2 separate regions of the Homo sapiens genome follow, and region 2 is linked to region 1. Evidence: chromatin loops called from intact Hi-C (ENCODE). Cell type or tissue: chondrocyte. All regions are shown on one strand. Links, peaks and the distances in the headings refer to the core of each region. The heading gives the core; the rest is flanking DNA.

Evidence for each region. A loop is a pair of places that touch in the nucleus more often than their neighbours do. Peaks named below come from ENCODE experiments on the same cell type or tissue, not always from the same donor. Only the 100,000 strongest peaks of a DNase experiment are listed, where the experiment ranks them.
Region 2: it touches region 1 in a loop (2.0-fold over the local background); 3 of 110 quality-filtered maps call a loop at or near these places.

The regions. Positions count from the first base shown.
Region 1 is chr12:67,436,335-67,439,252 of GRCh38, reverse strand. All of the region lies in intron 3 of LOC105369812 (a long non-coding RNA gene), which reads right to left. Among named protein-coding and RNA genes, the nearest start is that of LINC02420, 4.8 kb to the left of the region's middle. In chondrocyte, for the core only: no CTCF peak of the experiment used is centred there; no DNase peak of the experiment used is centred there.
Region 2 is chr12:67,826,115-67,829,032 of GRCh38, reverse strand. No RefSeq gene overlaps it. Among named protein-coding and RNA genes, the nearest start is that of LINC02421, 98 kb to the right of the region's middle. RefSeq lists an enhancer at 100-1,299. In chondrocyte, for the core only: no CTCF peak of the experiment used is centred there; no DNase peak of the experiment used is centred there.

The DNA of each region.
Region 1 (2,918 bases), core at 254-2,753:
ACTGTGTGTATTAGTCTATTTTCATACTGCTATAAAGAACTACCTGAGACTGAGTAATTTATGAAGAAAAAGCTTTAACTGATTCACAGTTCCACATGGTTGGGGAGGCCTCAGGAAACTTACAATTATGGCAGAAGATGAAGGGAAAGCAAGGCACATCTTACATGGCAGAAGGCAAGAGAGAGAGTAGAGGAAAATACCACTTTTAAACCATCAGATCTCGTGAGAACTCCTTCACTTTCACGAGTAAAGCAAGGGGGAGACCGCCCCCGTGATCCAAACACCTTCCACCAGGTTCCTCCCCCAACACGTGGGGATTACAATTCGAGATGAGATTTGGGTGGGGACAGAATCAAACCACAGCACTGTGTATTTCAACTACTTCCAGAGATGATGGGCACATAAGGAGTAAAGAATAGAGGGGGGGACAATTTCCTCCACGTGTCTGGAAGAACTTTCACAAAAACATACTCATGGGTCGTTCTACTCCAAGAAGACGGATAGCTCTTAACACATAGTAAATAACTTTTCTATCTGAAGTCTGCTTCTCTTTCTCCAATGTAATTGATTTGTAAAGGGGTTTTGCCCCACCCCCCACTCTCCTTGATTAAGTTCATCCGTGAACACCAGGAGGCTGGTCTGCTCACCCCTACACAGGTGTCCTTTCTATTTTGTTTTTTGAGACGAAGTCTCAGCTCACTGCAACCTCCGCCTCCCGAGTTCAAGTGATTCTCCCACTTCAGCCTCCCCAGTAGCTGGGATTACAGGTGCACACCACCATGCCTGGCTAATTTTTTTGTATTTTTAGTAGAAACAGGATTTCGCCATGTTGGCCAGGCTGGTCTCGAACTCCTGACCTCAGGTGATCCACCTGCCTTGGCCTCCCAAAGTGCTGGGATTACAGGCATGAGCCACCATACCCGGCCCAGGTATCCTTTCTTAGATGGGCATTACATCAGTCCCACTATCAGTCCCCAAACTAAGGTCAGTGTCTTAAGACTTGAAAGTCAATATGACTATTAGTACTACTTAAGGGGAATAATTGTGTGCTACTTTTGGCTTCAGTAAGTATTGTAGGCATATCACAGCAAAGGCTTTAGAGGCTTAGAGAGAAATCGAGATAATTGAGCAAAGGTGGTGACTTAAAACCAGCTCTACAATCTGTGTTATTCTCTTCGCTGGAGAGAACCCTGCAAAAAGGGGCAGTTAGGAGTGAAGCAGATAGCCTATGTTCTTGAACCTGTGAGCACTCACTGGTGACATGGTTTGGAGAGTAGAAAACTGGCCTATGCGTCTGGACACCCAGCCGCTGTCAACTTCAGCAAAGCAAAGTTTGGCTTCCCAGCAAGCTAAGGAGGCCTTTTCGCCCTTGCACTTGATGTTCCCTTAACACGGAATGCTCTGTCCCAGACCTGTCTATGGCTGGCTCCTCCTTCTTCTCGGGTCTAATCTCAAATGCGACTTCCCCAGAGAGGCCTTCCCAGATAGTCCCCTCCCTGGTCATTCTCTATCATGTCGTTGTATTTCACTCATGGCACTCATCACCATCCAAAGCTGTCTTTCCATGTACTTGTTTATTTGATTATTCACTGTGTCCTTTTGCTCCATAGATAGATAAGATTCATAAAAGCAGGGCCCCTGACTCTCTTGTTTGCTACTTTATTACAAGCACTTCAAATAATGTCTGGCACATAGTAGGACCTCTATCACTGTGTACTGGATGTACGAACAAATGAATGAATGAATGAGTAGCCTGAATATGGGGCTCAAGATGGCAGTGAGAAAAGTGCTGTCCCATCATGAATAGGGTAGGTTTTATCTCCTGAAGAGGATATGTGCATTTTCTAAAGGAAAGGAGGTAGGGAACAAGGAAGATATCTGTATCATCGGAAAAGATCTTTTATTCCCATATTGAAGCACCAACACGTCCTCCCCAACATGCATTTCTGCATGTGGGTGACATGCCAGAAGGCAGGCAGGGAGGGGCAGGCATTAAAGAACTAACAAACTCACCAAGTTATCACTGTGGTTTTAAAGTGGGGTGATTAAAAAAAACAAATGTTGGTGAGGATGTGGAGAAAAGGAAATCCTAGTGTGCTGTTGGTAGGAATGTAAACTGGTATAGCCCTTATGGAAAATTGGATGGAGGTTTCTCAAAAATCTAAAAATAGAACCACCATATGATCAGGAAATGAAATTGGTAACTCAAAGAGATATCTGCACTCCCATGTTCATTGTGGCATTATCTACAATAACCAAGATACCGAATCAACCTAAGTGTCCAAAACAGATGAATGGATAAAGAAAATGTGGTATTTATACACAGCGGAATTTGATTTAGCTTTTAAAAAGAAGGAAACCCTGTCATTTATGACAACATGGACGGACCTGGAAGACATTATTTATTTAAATGAAACAAGCCAAACTCAGAAAGAAAAATACTGTATAATTGCACTTATATGTGGAATCTAAAAATAGTCACACTCATAGAAGCAGAGACATAGTGGTTACCACGGGCTGGGGGGAGGGAGACATGCGGAGGTGTTGGTCAAAGGATATACAATTTCAGTTATGAAAGATGAATAAGTTCTGGAGATCTACTCTGCAACATAGTGCCTACAGCTAACAATATGGTATTGTATACTTGAAATTTTCTAAGAGAGTAGATCTTATATTGAGTGTTCTTACCACAATATAATAATAATAACAAACGGATGGGAGGGAACTTTGAGAGATGATTATTTATGTCTACAGGTTTGATGGTTTTATGAGTGGACACTTATCCCCAGACTCACTGAGTTGTTTACATTAAATATGTACATGTTTTACATGTTAATCATACCACAATAAAATGTAATAGATTAGACAGATAGATAGATAAGCAGGGTGCTTACATACAGCTCACAAAAGGCAGAGAA
Region 2 (2,918 bases), core at 91-2,590, 390 kb before region 1:
TAAAATCCACACTCTTGACCACCTAACAATACTGTCTTTCACCAAGAAGAACTGGAGCATGCTGTAGTACAGAAAGAAATGATGGACTGAGAAGTCATCATATGGGCCTACATCTGCAATGGAGGGTGGGAGAACAGTGGGCTTTAATGCACACTGAAAATGGATGCCTAATGCCTGCATACACTTATCAGAAGCCTCTTGTTGGCTTCTTGGCAACCTCTCAGCTGCTGAGCAGAGAAGAAGAAAGTGGCTCCTGGCAGATGGTGGCCAAGATGAGAATACAAGTGAAGTAACTCCTGGACTTCCCAGAACAATTAGGGAGAGATTCAAAGGTAACTGAAATTCTTGTAGGGGAAACTGGGGGCAAACTAAAGCAAATTCTGTTTGGTTACTGTTTTTAACTCCAGGCTGGGTAGGCCTAGGGAAGCAGGATATGCAACGAACCCCACAAATCAGGATTTTGCTTATGATAAAACAAGGCAAATGGCCCCCTGCTTTCATCTTTTGATGCTCTTTAATTTTAGCTAGTGACTTCTGAAAGAATAAAAACAACTCTGAACTGCTCTATTTTCTTCCCTCCAAGCTTGCTTGGAACAGGACACGTTTCTGCTTTTTTCTCCCTAACTTCATTTATTATTCAAAAACTATTGCTAAGTATAGGCCTTTTACCCAATCAAAAAGTTCTAGATCCTCTATCCTATTGGGCCGCCCACTCTGTCTAAGAGACAGTGAGCAAGGTACTGGGGTATTCCAAGATGACTAAGCCACGGTTCCCTGCTCTGACTCACTTTCATTCTTACGGAGGGAGAGAGATCAGTGTATCACTAACCACACACAAGACAAAATAAGACAGATCTACACGGAGGCAAAGTAACAAAATGCACAGGGTGCTTTAGGCAACAAGTGGCATTCTTGCATGGGGGCTTTGCCTGTCTTCTGGCGTATGTTTTGGTAGGTGTTATTTCACACTATTCTTCCCGGCCTTCCCACTCTGCTCCTGCAGTGATGTCATACTCCCTGGGCTGTCTCTACAGTCACTTTCTTTTTCCCTTTCTAAGTAAATCCTGTCTCAGACACCCACTGAAATCTCTAAGATCCTTCTCAGAACCACCTTCAAATCAAGCTACTAACAGCATGTTCTTGCCAACCATTACTCTCTAAGTCCATCTGTCTTCCTGTCTGCTCAGACGAGTCAAAAAGTATTTCTAGATCTTTAACAATCTTTAAGCCACATGGGGAAAATGCATTTAAACTCGCTAATAAGACCACAGACTAAGGGCAAAGCACTAAGATCGAATTTTATGTACCCAATTACTGCCTTAGATGTCAACCATTCAACAGGGGGTTCTTAATAAGCTATGTAAAAGAGAGTCTTTGAAATGGTTTGGCCTTTTCTCTTTCCTTTATTAGCTAGAGTCTATCCTACTCCACCGAATGAGCAGCTATAAAATGCAGAAGAGAGCAGCGGCAACAAGGAAAAGGCTTCATGATAGCAGGGGCTGGTCTGTGTTACTCACTGCTGTATATACACTGCTTAACGCATAGTGCTACTAAATATTTGCTGAAAGACAGGAGAAAGACAGATTGAATTACACACTGGACTTGACTTGTACCGGATGAACTCTGAGGTGCCTTCTCACTGAGATTTTGTGACCTAGTAAGAGTGAGAACTTAAGTTTGAAAACAATTTACATTAAACTCATCAAATTGTATTGTTTCCTAACCCATGTTCTCAGTATAACAAATTGCTAAACAGTGTTAAGGCCAATATTGGGATCAAATAAGGGAGAATAGAATCCAGGCAATGGAAAGAATTTCAAAAGACCATTTATTTTATCCCCAGTTGGCAACTAAACCATCCCAAAAAAGGATGTAGAATGATCTAATGGGAAGAGTGCAGGCTCTGGAGTCAAAGCTGGGTTTGAATTCCTATTCTGCCACTCACTAGTTGCATGACTTTGGACAAGTTAATATCTTTGAGTCTCTGTTTTCTCTTTTATAAAATACAGGCCATAAGAAAATATCTTGGGGTGTTTGTGTGCCTTGCACAGGCTGCCATAGAGGGACCTCAGAAATGGGTCGGTTCCGTTTCTCCAGAAAGCTGTATGCACATAGTGAAATATTTTTTAAAGTTGTGTCTCAGCTTCCTTTAGGTATCAGCATCTTTCAAATTTCCTGAGCCTTATAATTTTACAAATTCTGGAATTCTGCTGAAATAAAAGGCCTTTTACTTTTTGTTTTTAATGTTTTACTTACTATTTGTTGGACTATCAGTTGAAAAATATCACTGCTTCTGAATCCTCATTTGTACAATAACCCTTCACAAATTTCAAGATCATTATCAAGTCCCTTGTGTGCCTGTTGTTTCCCAGCCCTCACTTTGCTTCATTTTTGAGAGGTTTTAAAGAAAAGAATTCTTTTAAACACTTAGTGTATCATTAGGTCTTAACCTGCTTGAAGACAGGCCCTTGTTTTCACTCTGGCGAAGCAGAACCTAAAACATTAATAGGAATTCTAACTATGGAAGATACATATCAAAGCCAGAGGAAAACAAAGTATTATCTCCTTCTACTAAATGAAGGTTAAACTCCTTCCAAAGACTAAGTTTAAAATAGTTGTTATGCAGCCAGTCAGCATGCAAGGTGACTGGAGATAGAGGAATCTTGGCCCCAGACGGGAAGTGTTTAAAAATGGACAGAGGGTTCTGGGGTAAACTCCTCCAGACCAGAGACTGAGTCTTAATCCACAGCGATTCCCTGGGACCAGACTCATGTCTGGCACCCTTTATTGGCTAGAAATCTCTGTTAAGCAGAATTGAAATAGTTGTTATGTCTAGAAACATAATAAGACTATACAAGAGTACTTTTATGTAGAAAACCAGAAAATATAAAAGTTAAAACCTAATGATATTGATATTA